2 separate regions of the Homo sapiens genome follow, and region 1 is linked to region 2. Evidence: chromatin loops called from intact Hi-C (ENCODE). Cell type or tissue: gastrocnemius medialis. All regions are shown on one strand. Each heading gives the region's core, and the rest is flanking DNA. Links, peaks and the distances in the headings are about the cores only. Region 1 has its middle 97 kb from the start of RFX6. Region 2 overlaps DCBLD1 (discoidin, CUB and LCCL domain containing 1).

Region 1 (10,976 bases), core at 2,098-7,097, 570 kb before region 2:
AAGCTATGGGAGAATTAAATAAGGGGAGAAAATTCAAAGGAATTTTCTAGCTCCGAAGAGAAATTTAGACCACAAAAAGGAGAATCTTGGATTCATGCCCCCTGGCTGCATATTATCAGAATAATCTTTGTATTACAGTGGGGTAAGAACGAAACAGGTCTGCTATAGATACTCACTTATCAATCAGGAGTCAGAGTCTATAAAATAGAGGTGAAGTAAGAAACAGGTTAATAAGAGAACAGTATATCTACAATCTGTCTGGTTCAAATAGCCTCATCCTCTTTTGAGAAGCCAAATCTACGCTCACTACTCCCCCTGCTGGATCTACAAGAGTAGATTCCCAGATTCATAAACTGCAAATCATTCATTTAACCTGCTCTCTATGAATTAAGCACTTGCACTGAAGTACGCAATGCCATTTTGATGGAATGGGGAGAACAAGGCCAACTCTTATATTTCTGACTGTTTATATTGCTAGATAAAAAAGAAAATCCAGCATAACTTATTTTCCATAGGAAAGAAAAATAAAAGCAAAAGGTCCCAGCTGTAGACACCTTGATAGCATTGATATGTAAGTATTCCTAGAAATAATGAATAAGTATTCTGCATGTACTACAGCAGCAAGACTTGCGCAACTTCTCCTCCCCTTTCTCTTTCTGTAAATCTCACAGCAAGGACAGTGAGTGCTTCCTTCTTTCTCATTGCAAATGGAAATGCTCTCGGCATGCTGGCTTCAATGGCAAGTATTGCATTATTTTAAAAACTTTCAGAGAAAAACAGTAAGAATGATTGAACAGCTCACCACGGGCAGGTAAAATCTATTAAAAGCATTTTTATTCTTTATTTCTAAAATAGTTTGTCATAAACATCCCTCCTTAATTCCTCTTTCCATCTTAATCAGGAAGCTTTTATCATGGGATCATTTTAAAAATTTTATTGTGGATAATTTCAAACCTATACAAAAGTGAAAAAGATAGTACCACCCTCCACACACTCATCCACCCAGCTTCAACAGTTATTGACACAGGTCCAATCCTCAGTGTCTAACTTTCTCCTGTAGCATTATTTTCAAGTATATATCACACATATTATTTCATTAATAAATGTTCTAGTATGTATTCTAAAACATACTAGACTATTATTCATTAATTATATACAGATTAATATATATTTATATATACTGTTATTATATATTTATATATTTATATTAATATATAATATATATTTTATATTAATATATTATATTAATTAATATATAATATCTATTATATATAGTTCACTATATAGAATGAACATAACTATAATATTATTACTAGACTTAAAATTAACATTTCTTAATATAGAATATCCAGTAAGTGTTCAAATTCTAATGCCCTATGAATCATTGATTTTTCATAATTTGTTTGAATTAATTTCAAAGTAAGGTTCACAAATTGTGCCTCATTGATATGTATTTTAAGACATTTTAATCTACACATTTCTTCTCCAACTCTCTTTTCTTTGCAATTATTTTTGAGGAAGCCAGATTGTTTGTCCCATAGAATTTCCTTCTTCTGGATTTTACTGATTGCACCTCTGTATATTTTAATAAGTTTTTTTTTGTCCTCTGTATATTGGTATTTGAGCCTAGAGGCTTGCCAAATAGGTTGAATTTTTTAAGCAAGATTACTTTATAGGTAGTGGTGTGTTCGTCTATCAAGAGGTATCAAGAGTCTGATGATTACTCCTTTGTCCTGTTAGCAGCTGTTGATGCTCAATGCCTAAACAATTAATTCATTCATTGTGGGTTGGAAGATAATGATAGTAATGATATGCTAATTCAATAATTTCTTATGTACTTAATAACTGGACTATTCTACAGAAAAATACTTATGTTTGGTTACCCAGTGATATAGTTTGTGTAGGAAAGACAAGTTACTAATTTTTACCTTCTATTTACTAATTATCAAAATAATGAGGTGGTTCCCTAAAACCCTCCAAAAGTGACTAATTAATTTTGTTTCTAATCATGTGTCTTTAAATGACCTTTAAGGTCAGTTTTGGAATAGTTGGGTTTTGACACAATTCACAGGTTTCTACCAATTAATTATAAATTTGCTTTTCCATTATTCTTATTCCATTTTTTTCCCTTTTTTACAGTGATATGTATTTTCAACCTTTCATTTGGATAGGTATCTTTTTTCCTTCAGTGGGAAGTTACCTGTTCCTTCTCCCAAAGCCTTAAATATTTATTTCTATTTTTTCTCTCTCTCACCCAGTCTCAAACATAAACCTACTCATTCATGCATTCATTCATTTATTTGTTCATCCATTAAACAATGCCTGTGAGTGCTAACTATGTGCCAGGCATTGTCCTGAAACAGACAAAAATTCCTTTATTATTAAAATTATATTGCAATGGGGAGGACAGGAAACATACACAAGATAAAAAAGACCTCCCACTCCTGTTTTTAATGCCATCCTCCCATTTTTGTTCCCCTTTCTTCCCAACAGCATTGTCATCAGTTTTAAAGCCTTCTGAATTATAATAATGAATGAAGCTATTTTTTTTTGTTTGGAAGTTGGCAAGAAGTTGAGATGCAGGGGAATTGGAAGGAAAAGTTTTTTGTTTTTTTTTCTGCAGTTGTGAATGTATAATACTGTGTTTCTTTATGTCGGTATGTTTATACCTAGTTGTGCCTATGTAATAACTTGGCCAATGGCTAATCAGGGAGTTTGGGGGGTCAGAAGCCAGGTCCCTGAAAATGGTATTGCAGAACAGAAAGAGACCGGTGATCACTGGTGTGCTAGATACTCTGGGGACTGGGATACAATTTTTTTGGTATTGTTAATACTTTGTTTCTCTGCCTAAACTAGCATTTCTTAAAATGATGCATATTTGAATTTCCAGGAAAGCATAAGAACTACTAATGCCCAGGACGTAGATGAATACATCAGAGTTTCTGGGGGATGGGAATGGAGACTGTTCTAAAAGGTCCCCAGGTGATTCTAATGTGTAACCAGAAATGAAAATGTGAGGCTAAACTTTCTGTTAAGTAATGACCAAATAAAGCAAGTTCTTCAATACTGTCATTAGAGGGCAGCACTGCCCCAAAAATTCAAAAATCTGACCTGTCATCCATGTCTCATTGCACTAGTTTGATAGACATTTTTTTGCATTTTAAATTAAATATCCTACTTTTATAAAACTGTACTTGGGTTCCAGAATTATCTAAGCTTTAATTGTACTTTATAATTCTATTAATTTTAAAGTAATAAAAATTTAAACTTTTAAAGTAGTTCTGATTATAACAGCAATTTCAACAAATTCAGGTCATTTCAAACTACATTAAAATTTATTTCAGTATTTATTTTAACTGATACATATCATTGCACATATTTATGGAGTACAGTATGATGTTTTGATACATGTATATATTGTGTAATGGTCAAATCAGGGTTTTCAGCATACTCATATATTTATCATTTTTGTGTGGTTAGAATATTTGAATTCATCTCTTATAGCTATTTTGAAATACAAAATATTTAACTACATTATTTTAAGCCAACATTATTTGAAACTACAGACGAACAACTCCAAAAACATTACCATAATAAATAACATTTCATTTTTGATGAAAATTGGGAGAAATATTTCAAGATTTGGCAAATAGTATTAATTTTTTAAAAAATAACATGAGTTGTCAGCATGATTGATTTCCAATCCTAGAGGTTCAAAGTGTACAAAGTTGGACAAGATCAGGAAATAATAGAAAGGAATGTATTTCATAAGCCTGTGTCAGTGTCTGAGAATAATTTGAAGATGTTTGCTGTACTGATTAGATTCGGCAGATGGGAGAATTCTTGAGTCAATAACCCAGCCTGATTTTATACAAAGATTCTCACTTCCTGAAAACTTATGAAAGGACATTATATATTTTTAAAGGCTTTACCTCCAGTCTGCATTATATATGAGTGGGGTTCCTATCATAAGATGGCAGAGAATGTAGTTGATCTAATAAAGATTAGGTTGAAAAAGTGATTATTCCCTAAACCTTTTCAGGGTGGAGAGAGTATGGGTGTCAACTTGGTGGAGTGCTGTTTGAGAAGTAGCATTAGGTTTACTTAAACATGGATTTTATGGCACCATATGGATCAAATCTTTCTTCCGTCTACTTTCACTTGTTGTCAATACATACGTTTAAAAAGTAAGAACTCTTCTAAGAACTGAAAAGTCCCACAACAGAAGTCTATTTATCAAGGGCCTCATTTTACAATGAAACTTATCTGTCTCGTTGTTCTGAGTACTGTAAAAATCTAGTTATTTAAAGAATCAATGCAGCAAACCCAGAAATAGTAACTTTTTTATATTCATATATGTATAGTCATTTGGATATAGAAACCAACTTTATACACACACGTAAACATACACACATACCCTCACCAATGGACTTTGGGCTTTAATAACATGATGTTTCTATTAAAATTTAAGTTCCATCCACACACTATGCCAAAAAGTCTCATTAATGTAAAAATGATCATTCAACAACATAGCCTCAAAATTCACAAACACTGCAGCTTTTTACTCCAGAGGTCCTTATATAGATGGGCAAGACTTCTCTTCACTGCAGATATTCCACTGCATCCTTGTAAGACTTGAACTAGACATATATAAGATTATAAACTAGTTATACCCACATTTATGTAGTAGAAATTTGTTTAAAGCACAGTGAGAAAGGCAGCAAAGACCAAAGACACCTCCCCTCTTATAAATAATATTTCTCTTCTTAGGTAAAATAGATTTGTACCTGATCTTTCTAGCGAAAATACTTTTCATCTCTAAAGATGCCAAACTGCCTGTGTTGTGCTCATTCTTCAGCGTGTATGAATGAAAACAAGATAAAACATGGTGTTAACAGATAGCAGAAGAGCCTTGCTCGTAATGGTGCAAGGACAATGAGCATTCCTAATCCCATGCTTGGAACACTCTGCTGCCCCCACATCTGCTGGTCTCCTTTCCTATAGTCATGGGAGCTATTTGGCCATTTTGCTTAAGCGCACACAAGTCAACTGATTCCCCAGTCCCTTTGCCACAGGCCTGCAAGCGTAGGATGGAAAACAATTTCAACATTCGCTGCTTGGACTGCCGCCCTTAGAAGCACATTTGTTGTTCATACATGGTCTTTTGGCTGCCTTCTTTCCCAGCCATCTGTTAAAGGAGACATTGTGCCTGCTCTGATGGGATGGTGCCACTATTTCTAAGAGACTCACAAAGTGTATGTGTCTTAACTACCTGGGCTTTACAAATTTCAAAGCACATTTACTGATTGGTATTGAATTTTAAAAGCAATGCATAATATTTGTTGGTTTGAAAAAATCATTATTAAAGACTATTTCTTAAAGCAGTTTTAGGTTAGCAGTAAATTGTGAGGAAGGTTCCCAGATATGCCAAATATCCCTTCCCCTACACATACATTTTAAAACTCTGTAGAGCTGAGAAATAAGTAAGGGCTACATTCTGTGTCCAGATAACTTGTGAAATTCCCAAAAGAACTATCCAGATCTCCTTTTAGTGGGGGCAGACAATGATATTGAATGCTGCTTTTTCCATGATTGAATGCAGGATATAAATACAGCTGTATGCATCACTGCTTTCTCCTTTCATGTGACCAGCTCTGAGAAAACAGTGACTATACACCTGTTATCCTCTTATCCTCAGGGCTACACATGTCTCATCAATTCACAGAGCTCGTTTATACACTCGGAATAGTTGATTTGTGTATCATTGATTATGCTTCAGTCCATGAGAGCCAAATTTTCATTGGCAAGCCATATTAGCACTGAGAGTTCATGTATGTGGTAATAGATTTGCTCTATGACATTCCCAAGGACTGGGATTGCCTTTCCAAAGACGGTTGGGTTGAGCTTTTTGTAGCTTTCAGCTTGTACATTTTTGAAGTTTGCCATTTCCCTTTTCAAGTTTCCGATGTGCTTTTCCCCAGATTCCTAAGCATTCCCAGGCAGAGTCTGAGCCTGTCCCCAGGTCTCTGTCAGGTTTCATCTTTCCACTGGATAGGTCATCATGTTTTGCAGCCAGCTTGTGTATCCTTCTGCACTTGGCTGATGACCATTTCACATATTGACATCTGGATCGGAAAGCAAAGCTAATTTGGGAAGCAAGACTAACAAAGCCAGCCAAATACCACCTGAATGAACTCTAGCACTGACTCAAACAATAAAAATTGTTATTGTGTGTGATTACCACCAAATTTTATCATTTCTAAGTCTTGTTCCTCCAAAATTCCAGTTAAAGTAATAATTTCTTAACTGAGACTAACACATTAAAAGAATAATCTAAAACCATGTATTTTTTTGGTAAAGGATTACCAAATTTATAGTATTGTGTTCATGCTCAGGACTAGATGATTATTATTTATCTTATATAGAAAGTAGAATCTATCATCTTTTTAACAAACAGATGTGGTAGGTGATGAAGATACATTATCTCACTTCATCCAGGGGGATTTTGTTCAGGTGATGGGTAGCTGTAAGTGAAGTGGTTGCATATTGTGTGAAGAGCAGTCCTCATGCAGAGTGCCAGGCTAGGCAGGGAAGATCTAGAAGAGGAGTAACTGGGTGGAAAGGGCAAACAGCAGAGGGAAGTTCTCATGAGCTGAACAGTGGTAATGGGATAGCAAGCAGTGAAATGAGCTCACTGACCAGTTCAGGAGAGTGTAATAGGCGCCTTGTAACTGAGGATGAGCAATCTGATCTCAGAGCCCCATGCAACAGGAAGCTATGACTGGTTCTGTGTACTGGGCTAGGGTGTGGTAATCGAGACTACTTATGATCTGTTTGTGTTCCCCCCAAACTAATATGTTAAAGCCCAATCCCCAGTGTAACGGTATTAAGAAGTGGGGCCTAATCAGGTAATTAGGTCACAAAGAGAGAGCCCTCATGAATGAAATTAATTCCCTTGTAAAAGAGCCCCCAGAGAGGTCACTGTAACTTTTTACCATAACTTCACATGTCCCTTCTGCCATGTGAAGTTACAGTGAAAAGACTGCCATTTATGAATCAGGAAATGGGTCCTCACCAGACACGGAGTCTGCCAGTGCCTTTATCTTGGACTTACCAGTATCCAGAACTGTGAGGAGTGTTTGTTGTTTCTAATCCACCCAGTTTACGGCATTTTGTTATAGCAGTTTGAATGGATTAAGACACGAATTAAGGCTTAGGCTGAATGTAGCCTAAAAAATTACATCACAGTGGGACAGAGCCTAGGAAGGCTTACGGCTGATTGCAAACCTGAGGTGTTCTAGCCTACAAATGGGTAGTTAACTGCCTCTGACAGTGAGCTCTGAGAGAGAAGCACCATGTATATCTTTCTTGTACATCATTACGTTTCCAGGGTTGAACACAGAACCTAGCACAGTCATATACTGCATAGTGATGTTTTGGTGAACTATGGACCACATAAACAAAGGACTATGGACCACATAACATGATAAAAAAGCTGAAAAATTGCTATTGCTTAGTGATGTTGTAGCCATTGTAATATCATAGTACAATGCATCACTCACACGTTTATGGTGATGCTGGTGTAAATAAACTTCCTGTGCTGACTTTTTAATAGTTATTTTACAGTGTACCCCTATTTATTAAAAAAAAAAGTTAATTGTAAAACAGCCTCAGGCAGGTCCTTCAGGAGATATTCCAGAAGGCATAATTGTCTCAGGAGATGACAGCTCTAGGCATGTTTTTGTCCTTGAAGATCTTCCAGAGGGACAGGATGTGGAGGTGGAAGACAATAATATTGATTATCCTGACCCTGTGTAGGCCTAGGCTAATGTATGTGTGTGTGCCTTAGTTTTAACAAAAAAAGTTTAGAAAGTTAAAAAAAATTAATAAAAAACTTATAAAGTTATAAAGAAAGGAAATGTGTGTTTTAAGCTAAATGTTATTACAAAAAAGTCAAAAAGGTAAATTGAAAAGTTTATAAAGTAAAAGTCACAGTAAGCTAAGGCATATTTATTATTATTTTTTAAATCTAGTGTAGCCTAAGCAGACAATGTTTATAAAGTCTACAATGATGTACAATAATGTCTTTCACATTCACTCACCTCTCACTCACTGACTCATTCAAAGCAACTTCCAGTCCTGCAAGCTTCATTCATGGAAAGTGGCCTATACAGGTGTTCCTTTTTCATCTTTTAAGGTAAGATAATTTTACCGTACCTTTTCTATGTTTAGTTATGTTTAGGTACACAAATACTTCCCATTGTGTTACACTTGTCTACAGTATTTGGTACAGTAACATGCTGTACAGATTTGTAGCCTAGGAGCAACATGCTATGTAGCCTCGGTGTGTAGTAGGCTATAGTATCTAGGTTTGCATTAGTGCATTCTATGATGTTTGCAAAATGATGAAATTGCCTAATGATGCATTTCTTCTGAGAAATGCATATCCCCATTGCTAATCAGCTCATGACTGTATATAGTAGGTGCTCCATCAATATGGTTGAACAAGTGAGGGAGTAAGAGAAAAGAGTTTTGTGTGATGGTTTGAAGAAAAGAACACTAAGAATTGCAATGGAATGGCTTTTTTTGTGTGAATGGCAGTTATTATTCCAAAAGTCCTTGGGTTAGGACCAGAGGTAAATTTGCCACAGCTTCAAAAACTTAAACTTCAGGGACCCTTGCTTGCACAGTCACTCGTTAGGATCGTGGTAGTGACTTGCTAATGAGTACATGTGTCTTCTGTTCTTGTAAAATTAATAGAAAAGAAAGACATTTTAACAACAATCGATAAGACTACTGTCTTTTTCCACTCTTAATTTGTCTGGCTCATGAATACCTTCAAGTCGTAGTATTGAAGTAGCTGGGATCCTTTTTTGAATCTGCCTACAAGGAAGTTACATTGAGGCTATATTTAGTTTTGGTTTAGCGATTTTCAGTAATTTTTTAAGTGTAGTTAAGTTAGAGGGATACTCATGCCCACAGTTACAATTCACCTAGTGTTGTGACAGAAAAGGCCAGGAGCAGAGGAACTCTCAGACAAAACCACCTACTTCCAGAGACAATGTTAAGTGTCTTACTGTGCTAGTACCCAAAGAATGTGTGGCAGAGGTGAAACAAGTTTTGAATTGTTTAGAGCTAAAATCTAGTTCCGTGAAATTGTTTTTCTCTTATATCATGTGTAGATTTAGAAGCCAGGTTGACAGTTCTCACTAACACCTAATCAAAGTGAATTTATTCCCCTTGAGAATGTACTCAGTAATGCAGTATAGAACATTGCAAATTCCAATTCACTACATGGTTTTTGTTTTTTTTTTTTCTTTAAGAGACAAGAACTGGGCACAGTGGCTCATGTCTTAATCCCAGCACTTTGGGAGGCTAAGGCAGGAAGATTGCTTGAGGCCAGGGGTTCGAGACCACCCTAGGTAACACAGGGAGACCCTGTCTCAAAACAAGGAGAGAGACAGGGTCTTGCCTTGTTGCCCAGGCTGGATTGTAGTAGCGTAATCATGGCTCACTGCATCCTCAGCCTCCAAAATGACGCAATTCTCCTCGCTCAGCCTCCTGAGTAGCTGAGACTACAGCGAGTGCCACCATGCCCAAAGAATTTTTTTAAATTTTTGTAGAGACCAGCAGTTTGAGACTAGCCTATGCTGCCTAGGCTGGTCTCAAACTCCTGGCCTTAAGCAATCCTCCTACCTCAGCCTTCCAAAGTGCCGGGATTACAGGCATGAGCCACCACACCCAACCCATATTTTTTTCCTTTTTGACAAAAGTTTTATAAAATATAATTTATCAGGAGTTTTATATCACTAGGTCATAACCTTTTGCCAAGTTACAAATAGGAATATGACTGTACATTAAGTCACATATTTTATGCATCCCAATTATTGACATTAAAAAACAAATTTATATAATTCATGGTAGAAGAGAGAATTACCTTTCTACCATGTCTATAAAATATTTTTAGAATTACTGTAATATAATTAGGTGATAAAAATATGCAGACAAAAATGTAGGAAAGAAGGTATATTAAGTTATATCAGGCAACATACTAAAAATTGTATGTTGTTTTTCTTGGCTTTTATAGTATTTGTGATATGTGTCAGCTTTTAGAACTTATAATGGTTAGAATTGCTTTTTTCATGTTGCATATTTGTTTAATTTTATATTCATAATTTTCTATTCTTTCTCTCTTAAGAGCCCCTCTCCCTAAATTATATAAACTTCGGGATCCATAAAATCTAATTAAAACAGAGGTGGTGAAACTGACATGGAGAGTTTCAAAGAAAGATAAAGAGAAATGTTTCCATGTATGAGAATAGAAATAATCAGTTCAAGATATTGGATGAGCATATTTAGGAGTAGAATGTAGCAGAGAGATTGAGGACAGACCGTGTAAAATTGTGTCTCATTTGCATGCAGGGGAGCCATGACATTGAGGGATTTAAAAAATTAAATTGAATAGATTATAGTGACATTAGTAGAAAGAAATACTGGTAGATACAGACACAAGTCCGAACCTGAAAGACTTCTATTTCCAGTGGACATTAGCAAGATGTAATCCTAAAGGTGAGATTATCAAGGTAGAATGTAAAAGTAAATTCCTGGAAGCTGGGATAGGAAAAAATAATACTGAAAAGAGCTACAGAATATATAAATGAGTTATACATACATTATCTGCTGATAAGGCACTTTAAAGTGAAAGTAATTTTTTTCTTTAACATTTGTTAATATCAGTACTACTAACCTCCATAATATAATAATAATAATAATAATAATAATAATAATAATAAAATCTATTCAGAGGATTTTTTAGGACTCAGATATACATTGAAAGTGCTTAGCATAGTGTCTGGCCTAGAATAAATGCAAAAATTATACATTTCAACTATGTATTATTAAAGTAAAAATGAAACCAGTTGAAGTCTGTAAGACATAAAGAAAAAAACTTCATGATAGAGCAGGCTTAGTGGATG
Region 2 (10,976 bases), core at 3,407-8,406:
CGAGACTCCATCTCTTAAAAAAAAAAAAAAAGAAAAAGAAGTAATAATAACACTTCTGTTACTTATACACAAATTTGGTTTTCATCTAAATCCCTTTTCCCCTTCTTCATGAATTGCATTTTTCCACTCTTAAGCATCCCTTTATTTTCTTCCCAGGGATCACAGAAGAGAAAGATGAAGAGCAAATATTTTTCCTTTACTTTGTGTATTTTCTACAAACTTGGGGCCTGCCTTGGTGGCTGTCAAAGTGTCCTTTTTTTAGAGCAGAAAGAGTTGCAGGAAAACATGATGTGGTGTTTCATGCAACATAGTGGAAATGCAGTTTTAGGTCATCAGGCTGCACTTCCTCTCAGTCCGCAGCCCCAGAGCTCTGTAACGAGGATCCCAGTTTTCCAGACTATTGTTATGGTACAGGTCCAAACCCGCCTGCCATCTGGGGAAATGTGTTGCTTGAGCCAAAGTAGGAGCTCCACACTGTGCTTAAATCATTTACCTGTCTAAATAGTTCTCACCTGAGGGGTGGGGGAGGGGTTAAACTCTCCCCTCATTTCAGATTTTTGGAGTTTAATATGGGCCAAGCAACAAGCCCAGTGTGCCTGTTAGTCCCTGAGGAACATTGGAAACTGTCTCTGGGGGGCTGGGGGAGAAATTTTACTTTCCCAAACTTTAGCCAGGATTTTGAATCCTTTCTTTTTGCTTTCCAATATCAGTAAATGCCTAACATGTATTCATTTTCCCCCTATATTAAATGCTTAAAGACTTTTCAATTCCATGTTCAGTTTTAAATCATGAAAAGTGGTTGTTGGTCATTTATGTTGTAACGTGATGGCTTTCCGTCTTCTTTAGGAATAAACATTACAACGGTGGCTATTCCATTGGTGCTCCTTGTTGTCCTGGTGTTTGCTGGAATGGGGATCTTTGCAGCCTTTAGAAAGTATGGTGACTTTACATGTTTAAATTTCTTCTCTAATTATGCGAACAATAAAAAACCAAAAAGTTTATTCTTCAGAAATGCATATGTACAAAAGCAGCATGGCTTCTTTCAAAATAAAATGTTAACTTATATTTTACAAACAAGTTAGATAAAAGTAGAAATGATCGAGTATTACTTTATTAATCTTTTTTTATAGACAGGGTCTCCCTGTGTCTCCCAGGCTGGAGTGCAGTGGTGAGATTGCTCAAACTCCTGGGCTCAAGCAAACCCCCTGCCTCAACCTCCTGAGTAGTTAGGATTACAAGCATGTGCCACCATGCCCAGCTAATTTTTTTATGTTTTGTAGAGATGGGATCTTGCTTTCTCACCCAGGCTGGTCTCAAACTTCTGGTCTCATTTGATCCTCCCAAAGCACTGGGATTATAGGCATGAGCCACCGCACCCCACCATGTATTACTTTATAAGCAGTTCTTGTCATTTAGAGACCTTTGGTAAAGACTTAACCTTTGAGTATTGTTGAAGTATCCTGAAATTGATATATTGCTTTAGAAGTATCTGTGCTTCTCCTCCCTGAAGAGTAAAAGGAATATTAAATAGGCTGCTTGGGGTATCACCAAGCTGCCCCGTAACTCAGCCTCCCCAAGCCTGTTTCCTTATGTATAAAATATAGTTTACCCAGATGAATTCTGAATCTCTTCCAGAACCCTGAGATCCATGTTTATTTTGACAAATGTTAGATGTTGGATCTAAACAAAAAATGGAAAGTATTCTGAAGTTTTCTCTTCTTATATTTTAAGCAACTTCAGAATCTATAATGTGTATATTAGTACAAATAGAATGAAGAATAGTTTCTGCCATCATGAGAGAAGGTACAAAAGTCTCTGGTTCAGGTAGATATTCATAAGTTAAAGCATGCCTTAGTGTAATGTGCTTGTATGAAATGCTTCTAAAGACACCCACAGTTTTGGACTGGAGTATAGTAGAGATGAAGTGAGACCATGTGGTCATGAGGAATTGCTTCAGGATGACTGCATGAGCTAGTGATAAACTTAATAAGGCACTGATTTCTAATATGCAAAATAAGATTAGTATATATTCTTCTAGTGAAATCTTGTGACCTTTCTTATAAATGAGATAAATTTATAGATAATTCTACATATTTGTATGATTTTCTAAAGCACATGGCAGCTGCCATCTCATTTAATTCTCACATCAACCCTATGAGGTAAGTACTATTATGATCCTTATGTTATATAGGGAGAGAGAGGCAGATACATTGGCTTATAAATATTCAGTAGGACTTTTTGTCTTGATAGGAAGAAGAAGAAAGGAAGTCCGTATGGATCAGCAGAGGCTCAGAAAACAGGTTGGTTGAAAACTCTATCTACAATTTTATCTGTCTTTGAGGAAGGGACAGGATCTGCTGATTGAAAGCATAAGGAGGCCAGTGGCCCACATTTATTTGGTTAAAAGACATAAGCCCTGTAGCCTTTAAAGTAGCATATCTATAAGGAAGAAATTTATTGTGTTCTGTCTCTTTATTTTAATGGCCACTTTACTTTTGTTCAATGTCATCCCCTATCATTTGTCAACATCCTTTTTTCTTGGCCACTGGAGTTTAGGCCACGACACTGTCTGCCATCAAGGAGGTATGACAAAAGCCTTATCAGTGAACTGAAGTAGGCCCGTGTTGTTAGCATCTGCAGGCCTGTGCTGTACTTTCCACCCTGAGAAAGTGAGAAAAAGACCAGGCAGGGCTGGTGTGCAGGTTTCAGATAATCCTGCACACCAGCCCCGTCTGGTCTTTTTCTCACTTTCCCAGACACAGGTGCCCAAGCAATGAGTTAGCCATGGTCCAGAGAGAGAGGGCAGTGGGGCAGGACCCCTGAGAAAGCTCAGGGACCATTTGAGACTCCACCTCCCCAGGGTCTAAACACCAGCTGCAGTGTCTCCTCTGCCTCACAGATGCCATGCCAGTGCAGATTGTCGGAGACCATACCCAGATGATCTCACAAAGGGAGAATCTGGGACCTGATGAGGGCAAAATACCTTTTAAAGGCACAGCGGAAAGCATGGTTAGAGTAGTGTTTGCTGTTGTGGTTAATGACCTTGGCATGCTGTTCTTAGCACACACACCTGAGGAGGACATTGATCACTGTCAGCTGTCAGGAGGCAGCCTGACCTCTGACTCATCAAGGAACATGTTCTGGAGGACGCGCATTACATTTCTGACATATTCATTTGGTTTATGTTACCTTTATTCCAGACTGTTGGAAGCAGATTAAATATCCCTTTGCCAGACATCAGTCAGCTGAGTTTACCATCAGCTATGATAATGAGAAGGAGATGACACAAAAGTTAGATCTCATCACAAGTGATATGGCAGGTAAGTGTCATATTTCTAGGACTGTGCTATTAGATTGGAGGTGCTGCTTGTGGGGGAGGGAGACAGGAGAGAAATAAGGCAAAATCCTTTTCTATTTAGATAGGGTCCAGTAAATCTGAAATGTGTTTTTTCTGCATTCTGCACAGAATTACAAACTGACACTGAGATATTACTTAAAAGCCCTATTCAGCCAGTCTTTTCACCTGCAGGGGATATAGTGACATCCATAGTGATAGCCCTGATGTACTACTTGTATCTGGAAGCCCTGAATCTATTTTTGTTACCAAAGCTTTGATTAAGGCACTGGTACAGAGGGGCTGAAAGGAGGAATTAAATACAGTTCCTGCCCTGAGGAAGGTGAGATAGGAAATAAAGGAACTCTCTCAGTATGAGAAGGGCCTCAGTGTCCCTGACAAGCCACATCAAGAGTCGAGCTTCCCAAACCATCTATGGGGAAATGCTTTTTGTTTCTTTTTTTAAAATTTCTACTCCATCATGAATGAATACACTGTAAAATGCAATATAAAATACTAGTAATAAGGAAATTTTAAAGATACAAAATACAAAGCTCTAATTTTTTATTATTAGATTCAACAGACATAAAATTAAGAGTAATAAAGAGTAACTAAGAGTAGTTTCTTGACACTTAGTCTCAATTTCTGCACCTGTCTCTATGGCACTGCTAAAAACAGCTCTCAGATACATAGGACTCTGTGGGGCATGCTCTGAGTAGCACTGCGCTCTGGCTTCTCCCTCCTCACGTGCAGCCTGAGGACCTGCAGTATAGGCATCACCTGGGGGCTTGTTAGAAAGGGAGGCCATAGAACTAGAAGCTCCCAGGTGACGCCTGTGCACATCAGTGACTGGGAGTTGTCAGCCTAAGGGTTGGTTGAGTCACTTTGTGGACAAGGAGAGCATCCTCTGCAACCAAAATCCATCCTCTTGTTCCTTGGAAGTGACATGAAGGGAGAACCTAATTTCTGTTGTCTTATGCCTTTCATTCTCCTTCAGCTTCTAATTCAGTCTCTCCTCCCTCCTCCCTGAATGATCCTCAGGCTCCTTAAATGTGCAATGACCCGGGTTCTGTCTCACCCCCACTCACCACAGTCTCTCCCCTAAACAGTCCCACACCCTCCCCAACTTCCAGCAGTGCCCTTCCCTGCATGTTTGTCCATGCTGCTTCTCACACCCAGACTTCCCTCTCAGTCCCCAGTCCATAATTCTCAGCAGCCTGCTGGACACCTCCACCTGCAGATGTCACCCGTTCCTCAGCAACCACAATCGAATCCATTGTTCCTAACCCTCACCACAGATGCTCTGTGCATTCCTTGTCTAATGGCTTCTCGACTGCACATCCCAGCCTCAAAGAGTCCTTGCCTCCCGGCTTTCCTCACACCCCACCTCTCATTGGTAACAAATTCCTGATTCCTGTCCCAAAGGGTCACTTTTCCTCTTTCCTAGTTTGTGACTTCTATGTGCATTTCTCTTTGCTTTTTTACCTCTCACTTTTTGATCTTTTCCTCTTGGGTCAACCTCCACAGTTACCTCTGAAAGTGCCAGTCTTTCGTTTCCCATAGAATTAAACCAGACTTCCTAGCAAGACAATCAATGCTTTTCCATGCTCTAACGCGTGGCTAACAGCATATACTCAGGATGTGCGTTCGAATCCTACTCCATCGCCCCATTGTGTGACCTAGGAAAAGTTAGTCTCTCTCTGCCTTGGTTTCCCATTTGTAAAATGGAGTAACAGTTCCTACCTCGGGATTTTTTTGAAGATTATTAACATCTTGCTATTGGAATAGCGCCTGGCAAAGAGTAGGAGCTCTATAAATGGGAGCTCCTGGCATCATCCTCACTGTCACCACTAGGCCCTGACCTGTTGCTTTGGTCCTCATATCCTATTAAACAAACTACTCTGTGTCCCTCATACTCTGGCCATATCAACTCTATTTTCGAGGCTGTTTTTTTCTCCATTTCCACACTGTGTGACTTCCACCTCCATAGCTTCTCCAGAGCCAGTTTCAGAGCCACTTCCTCCCTGAAGTATGTCCCCATGCCCCAGGACGTCGTCGTCGCCCCCATCTCTGAGAAGACCCTGCGAAGCTTCCTGAGCAGGCGGTGCGGTTGTGTACTGCCTGCGGGTGGCTTCTGTGGCTTTCACATCAGGGTTTTCCGCAGTGCCTGGGACACCTGAGGGCACCCGGGGGGAAAGTCAGTCACCACGACCTGAAGCAGAGTATCCCCGTCTGCCACTGACAGGCCGGCCCGTGTGTGGTGCCCGCTAGCTGCCATCTGTCTTGTGGTTTCAGATTACCAGCAGCCCCTCATGATTGGCACCGGGACAGTCACGAGGAAGGGCTCCACCTTCCGGCCCATGGACACGGATGCCGAGGAGGCAGGGGTGAGCACCGATGCCGGCGGCCACTATGACTGCCCGCAGCGGGCCGGCCGCCACGAGTACGCGCTGCCCCTGGCGCCCCCGGAGCCCGAGTACGCCACGCCCATCGTGGAGCGGCACGTGCTGCGCGCCCACACGTTCTCTGCGCAGAGCGGCTACCGCGTCCCAGGGCCCCAGCCCGGCCACAAACACTCCCTCTCCTCGGGCGGCTTCTCCCCCGTAGCGGGTGTGGGCGCCCAGGACGGAGACTATCAAAGGCCACACAGCGCACAGCCTGCGGACAGGGGCTACGACCGGCCCAAAGCTGTCAGCGCCCTCGCCACCGAAAGCGGGCACCCTGACTCTCAGAAGCCCCCAACGCATCCCGGGACGAGTGACAGCTATTCTGCCCCCAGAGACTGCCTCACACCCCTCAACCAGACGGCCATGACTGCCCTTTTGTGAACACAATGTGAAAGAAGCCTGCTGTGGTACTGAGCGTCGGGCTGTCACAAGGCACTGGAAGAAGGGAGCCTGCTGGTCCAGAGTGTGCGTGTGTATCGGTGTGTGTGTACACTTGCATGTGTGTGTGTGATCCAGTAGGATCCTAGAGACAACCTGTCATACTGTTTACAAAATTGTGCAGCTGGTTTCGTGCTGACCCTTAGGGTGCGTCTGTTGGGTTTTGTTGGGCTAGAAAAATGAAAATTTTCAGATGGCGTTTTCATTCCTCTGACTGATATTGAGCTGCTTTGGTGTTAAAGGTGTAATGTGTACAGAGTTGTATTTAACAATAATAAAAGTAACTTAAGTTTGCTCTATCAGATTTTAGTTCTGCACAGAGGTTAAGTGGGAAAATGCAGCTGTTGCAAAATGTATATAAATAGTATGTTCATTTTTTTCAGTATATTATCTGATACTGTGTTAGCAGCAGGTCTGCTTAAACCTAGTCTTGTTGTTATTGAGTCATTTCCTCTCCTTTGATAACTAGAACTGAAAGCATTTTTAACATTCTTCTCCTGGAAGAAATGAATTACTTGAAGCATGAAAAGCACACCAGGGTGGTTGTTTATTTAGCAATTATGACTGTAGATTTAAAAACAAGCAAAGAAACAACACCTCAGCAGCTGCCCGTTTCCTTAGTCTCCACTTCAGAGGGGGATGCGAAGAGGTCGGCCCAGCTCCGGTGACCATGAAGGTGGCACAGGAATTACAGTGTGAATGGCTGTGTCAGATGTTTTCGTACCTCAGATTAAAAATATTGCTGAGGTCAGACGCCACAATTTTCATGACTTTCTTCAGAAGTAGCACATTTTCGTGACTTCCGCTGTCCTCTGAAAAACAAAGTTATTTGGAACATGTTCATGCAAAAGTGATTCTGACCAAGTCTAAATCGAGCTTTTCTACTGACATGAAACTGTTGGAAACTGATCTCATTTTATAAGAAATGATTTTCCCCTCAAGGAGGCGTCTGTAATTCCAGAACAGTCCAGACATCAGCTGTACCTCATGCTCAGTAGTTTTTATTTGAGTTTCTTTTGTGAGTTAACTATGGGAGATTTAACCTCTTTTGCCAAAGAGGGAAGTGTGTGTGTTTTTTTAATAGAAAATATGGACCAAAAATTTTTTTCCCTGAAGAATGTATTATAACCCTATTTGTGTGGTTATTACATCCTGTGAAATGTATATATGTTAAAATAATGGGGGTGCTGGAAGGTCATGGCAGACTAGCTGCTGGTTAGTGTGGAGGGGAAATGGTTTACTTTGTAGAGTTTACATGGTTTTATGCGCACACTAATTGTAATAAACTATGCCAAACCAAACTGCCCCTGACTCTCACTAGTCAGCCCTGCTCGCTGGGGTGTTAGAGGCACTCAAGGTTCAGCTTCTGTAAAAAGGCAGGTGCCACAGTGGAAAGAGAAAGAGCTTGGTGCCAGATTAGGCCAGACCCCAATCTACCACAGAAGAGAAGTCTGGCTGCTTCTATAATGATGAGACTCGGTTTCCTCATGTTTGAAAATGGTGTTGTCGTGCTTTCTTCCTCCAAAACTTACTGATAAAAATTAGTTGGAACATTTATCAAAGTGTTGTCTATAGTAGGTCCTTTTTTCTAATGTAAGCCTTCAGTGGGCTGTTTACAGAATTTTAATATTGGAATATTAGACCATAAGCATAGGCCTAGATCTACAGCCCTTCTTTACAATAGAGCTGTCTTCATCTATCACAGTTCTTCTGCGGCACTAGTGATCTAATCATGACCAGTGGGAGAACAGGACTTTTTTTTTTGGATCATCACTTCCTCAGGGTAGACTCTGTAGAACAGGTTGGGTGAGTGGAAAGGTCTGATAAACCCTACACAGCTAAACCTAAACTAGAGGATAAGGGCAGAAAAATTTTACATCTTTCTTTTTTGGTGTTTTGCAATATCAGCATATATGATAAGGCGTGAATGAGACAATTCTAATTGTCTGACTTATGTTATCAAATCCTACTGGGAGGCAAAGATTGTATTCTGCCACTTCTTAAATTTGCGGTTGAAACACATTTGCTATGACAAGCAAGACTACACTTACACAGGCTCCTGAAGCTTTGCTCTGGGTTTTATTATTGTTATTTAAATGTTCATTAACGTTTACAGTCAGCCTAGAAAATAGAAAGGATGTGAGAGATTGTTTTGTGTTTATTTTATACTGCTTTGGATTCTTAACATGAAATCACATTTGTAGGCACAACTGTATATACCATGAATAGCTATGAGACCTTTCCCCACTCTGACCAGTCACAGCAGTCCAAGTGTGGCCACCGGGTTGACCTCACTATTCCTAAAATGCTTATCTTGCATTCATGCACGTACCAAATAGTTATTGAGGTTCTGAGAGCAGTGTTTACCCTGTACTTTCTTGAGTTGAAAGAGAATGCCTAGTCTCTCCCCCAGATCTGAGAGCAGTTGAATCCCTCCAATGAGAAGCTAGGGTGAATACAAACACCCCAACCTGCAAGTATTTCCTGCCCAAAACACAGCCCATGCAGTCACCCCATGCCACATTGCACACCCACCCACACTGCTGTGTTCACATCCCACTACAGATCCCCTGTCTCCCACTGATCTTGCTCCCAGCCTCTCCTTGTTCTGGGATAAATTCCCCTAGGGGCTTTAAAGGTTTTTATTTTGTCTTTGGTATTCTGCAATTTTACTACTATGTATTGAGCTATGAATTTGTTTCTGTTCACATTGCTCAGGACTTGTGCCTCTTGAATCTTAGCATTTATCAACTATGAAAATGATCAGCCCTTTTTTTTGGTTGTTTTCTTTATTTTCTCCTGGAAATCCTATTGGATGCTCATTAGAGCTTCTCATCCTATCTTTGATTCTGATACCTGAGTATTTCCATTTATTTATTTATTTATTTATTTATTTATTTTTAGACAGAGTCTGGCTCTGTCACCCAGGCTGGACTGCAGTGGCACTGTCTCAGCTCACTGCAAACTCCGCCTCCCAGGTTCATGCCATTCTGCTGCCTCAGCCTCCCGAGTAGCTAGGACTACAGGCGCCCACCACGAGGCCCAGCTAATTTTTTGTATTTTTAGTAGAGACGGGGTTTCACCGTGTTAGCCAGGATCGTCTGGATCTCCTGACCTCGTGATCCGCCATCCTCGGCCTCCCAAAGTGCTGGGATTACAGGCGTGAGCCACCGCGCCCGGCTTCCCTTTATTTCTTAAGACATTAGCTAGGCCTTGTGAAGAATTCTGATTTATTTGGTCTGACATTCCTAGGAATTCATAATAGACAGGTTTTCTTCTTATTTAGTCCGCCGTCTTGCTGGAATGATGCCTCCCCAACAGGTACAAGAAAGCATATTTATTAAAATATCAGGCCAGGCACGGTGTATCACACATCCCAGCACTTTAAGAGTCTGAGGCAGGTTGATAGCTTGAGCCCAGAAGTTTGGGGCCAACCTGGGCAATGTAGTGAGACCTCCTCTCTACAAAAAAAAAATTAAATTAGCCAGTTGTAGTGGTGCAAGCCTGTAGTCCTAGTTACTGGGGAGGCGGGAGGATCACTTGAGCCCAGACGGTGGAGGTTGCAGTAAGCCAAGATCACGCCACGGCACTCCAGCCTGGGCAACAGAGCAAGACCATGTTTTTGTTGTTGTTGTTGTTTTTTAAAAAGAGAAAATAGCACAGGTTTAGAACCATACAGAACTTGGGTTTAACTGGAGATTTAATCTTTGTAACTATGTGATTACAGGCATATTACTGGTGCTTTCTAAATCTACTTCTTTATTCCCAGAATGGAAATTATTATAAAAGGGCTGTTGTGCAGACTATATTATAGTGTTTTGTATACATTAGATGATCGATCAATATTAGCTCATTTTCTCTCTGCCCAATCTGAAGTCATCCAACACCATTTGCCTTAGAGTCCTTTTTATTTTTCAAGAGGAGGCTGCCTGTCCTCCCAACAAATGCACTTAACTGTGGCACACACCCTCCTCCCAACAGACTACTTCCACATCCTTTTTTACTTTTTCACCACCATTCAAAGCTCTCCCTTTTTTTCTCACCTAGCTCTACCACCTTTTTCTTTTTGCTGTGACACCTAATATCTTCCAGGCCACTTTTTTCCATTCATTGAGGACATTCACCTAATTCTAGGTCTTCTTCATTCCTCCTTTGTAATCATGCTAGAGAATGAAGTGCCCAACATGGTCATTTTTATGGTTTCTTGACTTCCACTCTAGTAACCTGCTTTCCATTTAAACCACTCCCACACATGTCCACATTCTTGTCATCAGCAAGAACCCCAGCACTGTAAACCTAATCTCCAGCAATTCTCTATCAGCTCAAAACCCCCTGAGTTCTTCAGCTTTCCACCTACTTAGTCACTGATCTCATTTAGATACCAAACCCCTAGATCCCATCATTTTCCTCTAGTTGTTAATCCTTTTGGGTTGCATTTCCTTCCCTATCCATCATCGAACTGGTTTGTCTCAGCATTTTCACTCCATTTTCTTTCCAGGAGCCCCGAACCATGAGACCCCAACAACATAATTCCCCTTGAGAATACCATCTCTCCATCTTCATCACAGCAGCAGGGGAACATTGCAGAACTATTCACACTGTGGCTGTTACAAAAGCTCGGTTTCCAGTTTACTGGGGGCCCATCACTCCTCAACGCTTTTATTTATCTTTGATCCCTTTTTCCGTACCCCTTAGCAATTATTCCAAAGCAGTGCCACTTTTCACACTCTCCCTTACTCTGATCTTGCCACTTCCTT

Evidence for each region. Peaks named below come from ENCODE experiments on the same cell type or tissue, not always from the same donor. Only the 100,000 strongest peaks of a DNase experiment are listed, where the experiment ranks them.
Region 1: it touches region 2 in a loop (5-fold over the local background); 4 of 110 quality-filtered maps call a loop at or near these places.

The regions. Positions count from the first base shown.
Region 1 is chr6:116,969,078-116,980,053 of GRCh38, forward strand. No RefSeq gene overlaps it. Among named protein-coding and RNA genes, the nearest start is that of RFX6, 97 kb to the left of the region's middle. In gastrocnemius medialis, for the core only: a CTCF peak has its summit at 3,083 (motif pointing right); DNase peaks (open chromatin) are centred at 3,094, 5,074 and 6,724; H3K27ac peaks cover 3,649 bases.
Region 2 is chr6:117,542,278-117,553,253 of GRCh38, forward strand. DCBLD1 (discoidin, CUB and LCCL domain containing 1) reads left to right here. Exons shown (of 15, transcript NM_001366458.2): 12 at 847-934; 13 at 2,251-2,300; 14 at 3,201-3,320; 15 at 5,630-7,520. The coding sequence ends at 6,162. Among named protein-coding and RNA genes, the nearest start is that of GOPC, 55 kb to the right of the region's middle. RefSeq lists enhancers at 5,254-5,343, 5,894-5,953, 5,964-6,013. In gastrocnemius medialis, for the core only: no CTCF peak of the experiment used is centred there; a DNase peak (open chromatin) is centred at 5,654; H3K4me3 peaks cover 1,263 bases; H3K27ac peaks cover 3,924 bases.